Linked DNA regions of Homo sapiens: regions 2 and 3 are each linked to region 1. The links are chromatin loops, found by intact Hi-C in ENCODE. Cell type or tissue: heart left ventricle. All regions are shown on one strand.

The links. Peaks named below come from ENCODE experiments on the same cell type or tissue, not always from the same donor. Only the 100,000 strongest peaks of a DNase experiment are listed, where the experiment ranks them.
Region 2: a loop joins it to region 1, with 10 times the contacts of the local background. A loop is called at or near these places in 37 of 110 quality-filtered maps.
Region 3: a loop joins it to region 1, with 10 times the contacts of the local background. A loop is called at or near these places in 60 of 110 quality-filtered maps.

Annotation. Positions count from the first base shown.
Region 1 is chr7:32,941,663-32,945,662 of GRCh38, forward strand. It overlaps the pseudogene RP9P. Among named protein-coding and RNA genes, the nearest start is that of FKBP9, 14 kb to the right of the region's middle. RefSeq lists an enhancer at 1-250 and silencers at 900-1,059, 1,250-1,659. In heart left ventricle, a CTCF peak has its summit at 1,581 (motif pointing left); DNase peaks (open chromatin) are centred at 919, 1,259 and 1,529; H3K4me3 peaks cover 1,879 bases; H3K27ac peaks cover 1,796 bases.
Region 2 is chr7:32,798,952-32,802,951 of GRCh38, forward strand. No RefSeq gene overlaps it. Among named protein-coding and RNA genes, the nearest start is that of LINC00997, 43 kb to the left of the region's middle. In heart left ventricle, a CTCF peak has its summit at 1,679 (motif pointing right); a DNase peak (open chromatin) is centred at 1,700.
Region 3 is chr7:32,844,494-32,848,493 of GRCh38, forward strand. No RefSeq gene overlaps it. Among named protein-coding and RNA genes, the nearest start is that of KBTBD2, 45 kb to the right of the region's middle. RefSeq lists enhancers at 1-497, 498-997. In heart left ventricle, a CTCF peak has its summit at 2,331 (motif pointing right); a DNase peak (open chromatin) is centred at 2,298.

The DNA.
Region 1 (4,000 bases):
AAAATATGCCACCCTGACATACTGATGACTCTGAGCTAAAAGAAACAGAACCAGCCAACACAGGAAAACTTCACCTCGCCGGCAACTGCTCCCCTTTTGTAAAGAGAAATTTACATCTTTAAAGGAAATTTCCATGAGTAAACGTATCTGTATCAGAAAGAGAGCTGCCTGGAGACAGCTTTTATCACCTGGGAGCCTAACAAAGCAACCTTTATTCATCATACATTTTGACCCTTCCATAATTTGTCTCCACCACGCCCCAAAAGGCCCATGCTCCTATTCCCTGGCCCTTCTTTCAGTCTCCCACTTTTGTGGCCCTCCAGTGCATGGGTATGTAAAAATAGTTTTTCTCTTGTTAATCTGTCTTATGACAATTTAATCTGTGGCCCAGCTAAAGAACCTAGAAGCGTAGGGGGAAGCCATATCTCCCTCCCCCACCTTTGAATCTTCTTTACACCACACTCTCCCGGGTCATCTGGACCCTCCTTGAACTGGAGCCACGGGAGCGCAAGGCCTCCCAAGTCAGGGCCCGAATTCCGCGTGGTGCCAAACGGCAGCTGGCTCCCTGAATGCCCACCCTGAACCCTGGTAAAAAATAAAAAAAACAACAACAAAATTCCCTCCAACCCGGAGAAAACAAGTCCGCCTCTGTTCTACCTAGCAGCGCCGTGGCCAGTCCCCGCCGCCCATTCTCTCTTCTTCCGGGCCTCGCCACACCAACACTGCAGGACCCGTGTCCTCGTCCCTTCTCCGTAGCAGAGGATGAAAAGAACGGGGTTTCTCCATGTCGCAGTGGCCCAGGGAACTCAGAGGTGGAGCGCGGGGGCAGCGTGCTCGGTTGAACTTGCCTGTTCGGTCCACAAATGCCGAGCAAGCGCCAATAACTCTTGGCTTCCCCAAAAGAGGCGACGCCCACACCAAAGCGGGGGCGAGGAGCGCAAGCCGCTGCCGCCTCCCCGGGCCGAGGCCCCCGCCCACCCGCGCCGCGGCCTCCAGGGCCCCTCCGTGGCCGGGCGGGCCTCGCTCCCCACCCAGTGAGGACTAGAAGTCCCGTCGCAGGCACTAGGTTCCTCACAGGCCCGCACCCCTGCCTGGGTCCTGGGGGCTTGGAGGACCCAGCCCAGCGCCCAACACGGCGCCGGGCGCCCCTGTTCCCAGAAAACGGGCGGCGCGCGGACTGCGGCCCAGACGGCTGCTCGAGACTCACAAGGACTCCAGGCGCTTGAGCTGCTGCAGCTGCTGGGCGTCGTGCCGCCGCCGCTTCTGCTCCCGGGCCCGCTGCAGTTCCTGATCCAGCGGCTCCCGCGGCCACCACGCGCCCCCAGCCCTCGCATCCTCGCGCCCCGGCCAGGACGACATCGCGGCACCTGCGGCGCGGCTCTGGCTGCGGCCAAGAGGGCACTTCCTCCGTGCGGCGCCCCTTCCCGCCGCCGCCCCGCGACTCGCCCGGGAGGGGCCCCGAAGTCCCGGCCTCGGCCGCCAGATGCCCGCCTGCCCGCGGCCGGCCCCAAGTCAGTGCGCAGAGCCCCAGAGCCCAGCCGCCGGTGGGCGGGGAGCGCCCGCTGGCGGCGGCTGGAGCCGAGGCGGGGCGGGGCCCTGGTTGGGAGCCTGGGGAAGCTTCCAGGAGCTTCAGGGTTCCCGCCAGGCCACACTCATCTCCCTGCCCCTTTGAGGTTCCCGACCGAGGCAAGGGGTCTTGTGCAAGTCAGGTTTGTAGATCCCTAGTGACCAGACCCACGGGAGCTGCTCATTACATAGCAATAGGATTCAGCCATTTTTGGAAGAAAGCAATACTCTGCATATAAATTCTCCAATTTTCAGATCATATGATCCATGCTTAAAACATAGTCAATGTATATTGTATTTAGCAAGGTATAGGTTCTGGAGATGAAAATAAAAGCTACCATACACAGCACTTGTTATGTACCAATCAGCTAAACCCTTAATAAGAATGTCTTTAATCTTAAACTTGTGTTATTACCACCCTTATAGTGATCTACACATTCAGTGCAATCCCTGGCAAAATCCCACTGACTTTTTTTTTTACAGAAATAGGAAAACCAATCCTAAAATTCATATGGAATCTAAACGGACACCTTACCCTGGGCCTCTTACTTGTTTTGCAGCAAGTAGGTGCAAGTAGGTTAATGTGGCATATTACATTTATTGATTTGTGTGTGTTGAACCATCCTTGTATTCCAGGAATCAATTCCATTTGGTCATAGTGCATTACCCTGTTAATAAGGTATTCAACCTGTTTTCCTACCATTTTGTTGAGAATTTTTGCATTAATGTTGATAAGTGATTTGGGGGTGTAGTTTTCTTATAATGTCTTTGTCTGGCTTTGTATCAGGGTAATGCTAGCCTCAATATGAGATAGGAAGTTTTCCTTTCTCTTTAATTTTTTTGGAAATGATTGAAAAGAATTGGTGTTAGTTCTTTTTTTTTTTTTTTTTTTTAAGACAGAGTCTTGCTCTGTTGCCCAGGCTGGAGTGCAGTGGCGTGATCTCGGCTCACTGCAAGCTCTGCCCCCCGGGGTTCACGCCATTCTCTTGCCTCAGCCTCCCAAGTAGCTGAGACCACAGGCGCCCGCCACTGCACCCAGCCAATTTTTTGTATTTTTAGTAGAGACGGGATTCACCATGGTCTCGATCTCCTGACCTTGTGATCCGCCTGCCTCAGCCTCCCAAAGTGCTGGGATTACAGGCATGAGCCACTGCACTCGGCCAAACTGGTGTTAGTTCTTTAAATGTTTGGTAGAATTCACCAGTGAAGCAATTAGGTCCAGAGCTTTTCTTTGGTGGTAAATTTTATTTTTTATTTATTTTTAGAGACTTGCTAAAGTGGCTCATGCCTGTAATCCCAGCACTTTGGGAGGCTGAGGCGGGCAGATCACCTGAGGTCAGGAGTTCGAGACCAGCCTGACCAACATGGAGAAACCCCATCTCCACTAAAAATGCAAAAAATTAGCCGGGCGTAGTGGCACATGCCTGTAATTCCCAGCCACTCGGGAGGCTGAGGTAGGAGAATCGCTTGAACTCGGGAGGCGGAGGTTGCAGTGAGCCAAGATTGCGTCATTGCACTCCAGCCTGAGCAACAAGAGTGAAACTCCATCTAAAAAACAAAAGAAAGAAAGAAAAAAAAGGCAATAACTACAGTTACAAACCATTGTTACAATACTAGGTTTTATAATTACCCGACTATTTATCTTTATTGAGATCCTTATTTCTTCATATAGCTTCTGCTTACTGTCTAGTGTTCTTTTATTTCTTCTTTTTTTAAATTTATTTTTGTCTCATTTTTCCAAGAAAATCTCACTCTGTCACCCAGGTTGGAATGCAGTGGCTCAATCTTGGCTCACTGCAACCTCCGCCCCCAGGGTTCAAGCGATTCTTGTGCCTCAGCCTCCCAAATAGCTGGAATTACAGGCATATGCCACCACGCCCAGCTAATTTTTGTGTTTTTAGTAGAGACGGGGTTTCACCATGTTGGCCAGGCTGTTCTCAAACTCCTGACCTCAAGTGATCCACCTGCCTCGGCCTTCCAAAGTGCTGGGAATACAAGCATGAGCCACGGTGCCTAGCCTAGTGTTCTTTTATTTCAGCCTGTGGAACTCCCTTGAACATTTCTTTCAGGGCTTGTCTAATGGTAATAAACTTCTTTGGCTTTTGTTTATCTTGAAATGTCTCAATTTGTCCCTAATTTTTGAAGGACAGTCTTGCTCGATATAGGACATATGATTGATGGTTTTTCCTTTTAGCAATTTGAATATATTAGCCATGTGCCTTCTGGCCTCTAAAGTCTCTGATGAGAAATCTGCACATAATCTAATTATGGATCCCTTGTCAGATGAGTTGCTTCTCTTGCTGCTTTAAAGATACTCTCTTTGTCTTTGTCTTTCAAAAGTTTGACTATAATGTGTCTTGTTGTGAATCTCTTTGAGTTCATCTTAATTGGAATTTGTTGAACTTCTTGGATTTTTATATTCACGGATTTCATC
Region 2 (4,000 bases), 140 kb before region 1:
AGTTTAAGGAAAAATGAAAAGGCATATGGCTTTGAAGGAGTCTCAAAAAACAAAACAAAAACTCTAGAAATAATAACGTAGCCGGATTACAAGATAAAGACCAATATAAGCCAAGCTTGGTGGCTCATGCCTGCAGTCCCAGCTACTGAGGTGGCTGACGTGGGAGGGTCACTTAAGCCCTGTAGTTCAAGGCTAGCCTGGGCAACAGAGCAAGACCTCATCTCTGAAAAAAAAAAAAAAAGTCAATAAACAACTGCATTGTATGTACTATCAACTATTAAAAAACATTTTTTTTTTGAGGTAAGGTCTCACTCTGTCACCCAAGCTGGAGTGCAGTGGTGCCATCATGGTTAACTGCAGCCTCAACCTCCCAGTCTCAATCAGTCCTCCCACTGCAGCCTCCTGAGTACCTGAGACTGCAGGCACAAGCTACCATGCCCGGCTAATTTTCATATTTTTTGTAGAGATGGGGTTTTGTCATGTTGCCCAGGCTGGTCTCAAACTCCTGGGCTCAAGCAATTTGCCCACTTTGATCTCCCAAAGGGCTGGGATTATGTTACTGTGCCCAGCCATAAAAAAATTAACAGTGTCATTAAAGAAAACCATTTAGCAATAAATTCAACAAGAGATGTATAAGAACTGTACACTATATAACATTGCTGAGAGAGATTTAAAAAGATCTGAAGAGAGAAATATACCATGTTCATAGTTTGGAGGAGTTGATATTGGTAAGTTGGTAATTCTCTCCAAATTGGTCTGCAGATTCAATGCAATTGTTATCAAACCACCACTATGTTTTTTTTCCTTTTTTTGCAGAAATGGATGGGCTGATTATAACGTTTATGTGGAAAAGCAAAGGTCCTACAATAGTCAAAACAATTTTTACAAAAAGAACAAAGGAGACTTACTCTAAACTATTTCAAAATTTTATTATAATAAAGATAACATGGTACTGCATAAGGATAGACATAGATCAATGGGATATAATTGAATCCAGAAAGATCCTCACATACACATGTATAGTCCATATATATATATATATATATATATATATATATATATATATATTTTTTTTTTTTTTTTTTTTTTTTTTTTTTTTGAGATGGAGTCTTGCTCTGCTGCACAGGCTGGAGTCCAGTGGTGTGATCTTGGCTCACTGAATCCTCTGCCTCCCAGGTTCAAGTGATTCTCCTGCCTCAGTCCCCCAAGTAGCTGGGATTACAAGTGTGAACACCCAGCTAATTTTTGTATTTTTAGTAGAGACAGGGTTTCACCATGTTGGCTGGGCTGGTCTCAAACTCCTGACCACAAGTGATCCGCCTGCCTCTGCCTCCCAAAGTGCTGGGATTACAGACGTGAACCACAGCGCCTGGCCTGTATAGTTGTGGGTGTCAAGCCACCTAGATGCCAAGGCAAGAGACCGAGGGCACGAGCCGCTCCAATATAATAAAATATATAAAACAACAAGAGTTATACTAGATCTAGATCATAGACATGATTATATATGAATATCATTAATCATTAGTTTGTAGCAATTACTCTTTATTCCAATATTATAATAATCCTCGCTTTATAATCATAACCTAGGAAAAACCAGGCCATACAGAGATAGGAGCTGAGGGGACATAGTGAGAAGTGACCAGAAGACAAGAGTGCGAGCCTCTGTTATGCCCGGACAGGGCCACCAGAGGGCTCCTTGGTCTAGCAGTAACGCCAGCGTCTGGGAAGACACCTGTTGCCAAGCAGACCGTGGTCTAGCAGTAGCGTCAGTGTCAAGTTAAAACACTAGCTACTTAGCAGACCAGGAAAGGGAGTCTCCCTTTCCCCAGGAGAGTTTAGAGAAGGCTCTAATCCTCCACCTCTTGTGGAGGGCCTGACTGATGTCAGGCCCACCAGCAGTTATCTGGAGGCCTAACCATCTCCCTGTGATGCTGTGCTTCAGTGGTCATGCTCCTTAGTCCACTTTCATGTTCCATCCTGTACACCTGGCTCTGCCTTTTAGATAACAGTAGCAAAATTAGTGAAAGTGCTAAAAGTGTCTGATATGCAGAAATAGTGGCATAAGCTGTCTCTCTCTCTCTCTCTCTCTCTCTGCCTCTTCGGCTGCCAGGCAGGGAAGGGTCCCCTGTCCAGTGGACATGTGACCCACATGACCTTCCCTATCATTGGAGATGGCTCACACTCCTTACCCTGCCCCTTTGTCTTGTATCCAATAAATATCAGCGCAGCCTGGCATTTGGGGCCACTACTGGTCTCCGCCTCTTGGTGGTAGTGGTCCCCCGGGCCCAGCTGTCCTTTCTTTTATCTCTTTGTTTTGTGTCTTTATTTCTACAATCTCTCATCTCTGCACACGGGGAGAAAAACCCACAGACCCCGTGGGGCTGGACCCTACATATAGTCAATATTTTTAATAAAAGTATTCAACAGGGAGAGGATAGTCTTTTCAAAAATGGTGCTTGAACAATTGTAGATATATAAGTTCATAGAATAATGTATTAGTCTGTTCTCACACTGCTATAAAGATACTACAAGAGACTAGGTAATTTATAAACAAAAGAAGCTTGATTCACAGTTCTGAATGGCTGGGAGGCCTCAGGAAACTTACAATCATGGCAGAAGATGAAAGAGAAGCAAGGCACATCTTACATGGTGGCAGGAGAAAGGGAGAGAGAGTGAAGTGGAACTGTCATACTTTAAAACCATTAGATCTCAGGCAAACTCCCTCACTATCATGAGGACAACATAGGAGAAACAACCCCCATGATCCAATCATCTCCCAGTTCCCTTCCTTGACACATGGGGATTACAATTTGAGATGAGATTTGGGTGGGGACACAGAGCCAAACCATATCATTCTGCCCTGGCCCCTCCCAAATCTGACAACCTTTTCACATTTCAAAATCAATTATACCTTCTCAACAGTCTCCCAAAGTCTTACTCATTCCACCATTAACTCAAAAGTCCAAGTTCAAAGTCTCATCTTAGACAAGGCAAGTCCCTTCCACCTATGAACCTGTAAAATCAATAAGTTAGTTACTTCCAAGATTCAATGGGGGTAAAGGCATTAGGTAAATGTTCCCATTCCAAATTGGTCAAACTGGCTAAAACAAAGGGGCCACAGGCCCCATGCACATCCGAAACCCAATAGGGCACTCATTAAATCTTCAAGCTCCAAAATATCCTTTGACTTCATGTCTCACATCGAGGGCATGCTGATGCAAGGGGTGGGCTCCCATGGCCTTGGGCAGCCCTGCCCCTGTGGCTCTGCAGAGTACAGCCCTGCAGCTGTTCTCATGGGCTGATGTTGAGTGGCTTTTCCAGGTTCATGGTGCAAACTACCATTCTGGGGTCTGAACGACAGTGGCCCTCTTCTCAGCTCCACTAGACAGTGCCCCAGTGGGGAGTCTGTATGGGGGCTCCAGCCCCACATTTGCCTTCCACACTGCCTTAGGAGAGGTTCTCCATGAGGGCTCTGCCTCTGCAGCAGACTTCTGCCTGGACATCCAGGTATTTCCATACACCCTCTGAAATCTAGGCAGAAGTTCCCAAAGCTCATCTCTTGTCTTCACACCCACAGGCCCAACACCACATAGAAGCTTCCAAATCATGGGGCTTACACCCTCTGAAGCAACAATCTAAGCTTTAGCTTGGCCCCTTTTAGCCACAGCTCAAGCTAGAGCAGGCGGGAAACAAGGCACCAAGTCCTGAAGCTGCACAGAGCAGTGGGGCCCTGGGCCTGGCCCATGAAACCATTTTTCCCTCCTAGGCCTCCAGGCCTGTGATGAAAACGGCTTCCATGAAGGTCTTTGATATGCCCTGGAGACATTTTCCCCATTGTCTTGGCTATTAACAGTTGACTGCTTGTTACTTGTGCAAACTTCAGCAGCTCACTTGAGTTCCTCCCCAGAAAATGGGTTTTTCTTTTCTTCCATATGGTCAGGCTGCAAATTTTCCAAATTTCTGCTTCCTGTGAATTTTCCAAACCTATGCTTTGCTTCCC
Region 3 (4,000 bases), 97 kb before region 1:
TTATAATTTTGGTTCTAAAAATCATCATTTCAGTATGAGGAATGAGTATATTTCGTCCTCCTCTTTAGTTTTCTTCTTCCTATTTATTTTTATTTTGAGAAATTTCTACACCTTCTTTGAATTCCTTGTATGAATTTTTGTTTCCTAGAAGTTAATTTGTGTGAAATGAGATTCTTCAAAACGATGAAACCTCGTAGCTCTGAGAAAAGGTTTTAGGGTTTTAAATTCTAAGCAAACCATGACTATGGCTGACTGACTACACATTTAATTATACAGCTTCTCTTTCTTAACCACAGGCAGATTAACCTCATTGTGGATTGTCCTTCAGACCTTAGTCCTCAGGCATGGTTTCTGGTGCCCATTCCTGGAAGCCGCTGTTCCCTTTCTACCTTCTTACCAGAGCCCAAGGGCAGGCCTGGTCTCGAGGAAGCAGCAGCTTGCTGACATGAGTCAGCTGCAAAGGCTGAGGAGTGTGCCCTCAGAGAAGCAGCGCCCCCCAGTCCTGCCCCAGTGCCCAGAGCCGCAGCTCCTAGGGATGCTCCTTCCCTGGAGGCGGCCCAGGAGAGGGACTCTGGCAGCGTTCTTCAGATTTGTGACCACTGTTTCTCATTTGCTGGTTGACTATTTTTATTTCTTAGGCTTTTGCTAGTTTTAGAAAATAGGAAAGCAGCCCGTGATTTGTGGATTAAAAGCAACATTTGAGCGATGATGCACAACAGTCCAGGAAAATGGGCAGTGACACTTGAGGCTGAGGATGGGAGTCGACATGAGCAGGGAGAGGGAGGTGCGCGCTGCTTATCTGTGATTGTTGCTCACCTGAGTGTGGCTGATTGTGTACATCCAGCAGCTACAATTTTTAAAAATTATATTTTTACATTTATTTTATATTTTTCTCACCCCCAGTAATTTCCTTCCAAATAAGTTCACATGTAATAAGTAGAAATTCTGTACAGGAAAAAAGCATTAAAAATACTATTATAACTGCTTCATTTGCTGGGAACCATTACAAGTAGTATAAATTAGCTTTTTCCAGAAGGATCCTCTTGTAGCAGGGTTTATGAATGTAACCCCCAGCAAAATGTGACTATATATTAGGAGAGCCAGTTTGGAGCAGAGGCCTGAAGGTCCCTGCTATGCAGCCGTGGCCACAGCTCACAGCACCAGTGCTGTGGAGCATCCACACCTTTGATGGCAATGCAGAGTGATAGCAGGTTCCATAGGTGTGACAAAACAGCATTAAAGCTCAGTATTTTGCATATTTTTAGCATTTAAAAATATTTTTGCTTTAGTGTGAGGAAAGTAAGGATGGGCAAAGAGGCGATCAAAATAGCTATTGCTATGACATTTTAGAAAACAAAGTTGGGGCCGTATTTCTTTAAAAAGATAAGCCTCTAAAAATGCTTGGCAAAAAAACTATAGTGTTAAAATAGGCCAGTGATATTAATGAGAAAATGAAAGTATATATCAGGAATAAAGTGATATTGCATAGGAGTATTGTATTTTTATGAATTTTGTGCCAGTTGTTTACATGTACTATATATGTTAAATAAAAAAATCATGAAAAATGAGGGAAATGTTTTTCTTGATTGTTATTTTCATTTCCACCTTGACTGTGATCAAGTTCGGCCTCGTTTTGTAGTCAGATAGCCATGAACTGGTTTGAGTCAGATGGCAGTCCTGAGAAGAGAGGGAGGGATCATAACAGTGGGGGTAGACTCTGGTCTTGTTGTTGGTAGTGGTAGGCACTGAGATTATCCGAACTTTTCCTGTATTTATGGTAGAGTCACTTACATTCCTTTATCCTTTTCATCAAGGGACACAGTAATTCATTCAAACTATATATTGGGAATAATTAAAGGGTTGCTAAAAGCTGCTTTAATGTATTTAAAAAATACGTTGGTATCAACATTTTCTAAATTGTAGCTCAATGTTTTTACTTGATACAAACATCAACTTCTTGGTTCTTTCTCTATGTAGGAAAGACATTTCAGCTCTCTTCATTCCTGTGTAATTACTTTCTTAACACAATGACACCTTGATTCTGACATCTTTGGGGAATGAGGTGTTCTAATACAGTTTAAAAGTAGCTCCTCTTTTAATTAGCAGGCATCAGCATCACCTGGAAGGCCTGTAGATTGCTGGGCCCCACCACAGAGGTTTCTGTTTCAGTTGGCCTATGGTGGGGCCCCAGAACTTGGATTTCTTAACAGTTCTCAGGTGGTGTTGAGGCTGTTCGTCCAGGGACGATACTTGAGAGCCTCTGCTCTAATCGGTGGGTACAGACTGGCTGGATGACTGGCCTCCAGGGGGCGCTCCATTCCTCACAGCAATCCCACCAGAGCTGGTTGATGGACACTCTACCAGGAGCTGAATTTTACCACGTACCTTCTTTGCCTGTTAGGGGGCACTGCTTCAATGAAACTTGCAAGGAGCAAAGAACAGATTAGGAAATTTTTAATCGGAACACTGATATGAATTATAGATTATTTACATATTTTGAAGCTGCAAACTGCACCTCGTTTCTTTTCAGTTCAGAGATGGAAAAGGAGTGAAAATCCTTGAAATAGAACTTCCTTTTGTAGGATTACTTTGTCTAGAAGACAATACATAAATTCAATGATGTGTGGGGATTGCAAAAATTCATTTTCCACTTTATTACTTTTGTTTTGGCACCACAAATCCGAATCTTCTTCCTTTATTAGAAGTCAGCCAATAATCAGCGCTAGGTCACAGATTGCTTGCTTCTTTCTTCTTCCTCCTTTTTCTCCTGCCCCCAACTAGAAGTTTCTAATTTGAATCAACAAAATTGTTCTCAATGCAGAAAAAGAGGAGCTACTTTTAAACTTCATTACATTCCTGAATTGGTCTTTATTTCACAGCATCGTTATCAGGACGAATACATTTTACATTAGAAATTGAAAAGGATATTAAGGTACAAAAAGGTCTTGAAAACTTTCCTTTTACATTTCCTCCCGTGAGAGAGATTTTAAAATTCTGAATGAATATATAAGAATTGAAGACTCGATTTGATTGTAGTGTAATTAAGAGATAGTTTTCCTTTTTTTCAAAGAGATTAGGATAACATTGATACTGGATCCACTTTCAAAGCAATGTTTTCTATAGTTTTCTATACTCAGTTATCTTTAACCCAAAACTCTAAATAAGTATGCACAGTGTTGTCAAAATGACTTTCAAATAAATGGTAGCACTACATGGTATTCTGCTTCATAGGCATGTTCTTTTAAATGCAGCATAATATCATTTCGTTGATTTTTTTAAGTATCTGGTGGGCCTTTTTCCTGTAGGCAAATTTAATATCTTGGCGGGGGGAGTTGAATTTTGCAGACTTCAGCTCGTTTGGTTGTTATGCTGATTACTCTGATACCCTTAGTCCTTATGCATTTCTGAAAAAATAGAAATGAAAATACGAAATGGCCACTGCTAAGTAGATTTGGCATAATGTCATGAAAACTGGGAAAGAAAGATGCCTGCAGGCCACCTCTGGCTCTGCCCCCTGCTGCTGATATCCTGCTCTTTGGCCAGGCTCCTCAAGTCTTCACTCTGGTATCCGCTTAGTGAACAGACTTCAGATTCGGAGGCCTCGCTCTTGCTCTGGAAAATTCTCTTCCCAGAAGAGTACAATTTGGTAATCCCTTGAGCCCTTTACATAGGTAACAAATTTGACCTTTTTGAACAGACTTATATGGCAGTAATTCTCAAACTTATCTGCACATTAAAATTACTTGGGGAGCTTCAAAAAATCCTGAAGCCTTTTTCCCACCCCTAGAGATGTGTGGCCTGAGATTTAGAATTTTTTTTAATCCCCAGTGATTCTAGTGCCCTAGGGCTAACATTTTAGAACTTGCCCTCCCTACTTCACCTCTGAATAACAAGATTTCCACATCTCCACCCAGTCAAAGTAGGAATGGCAAGCGTCTGTCATGTACACTTTATTAATTGTGATTATTAATTTCTACATTATTTCTAATCATGGCACCTA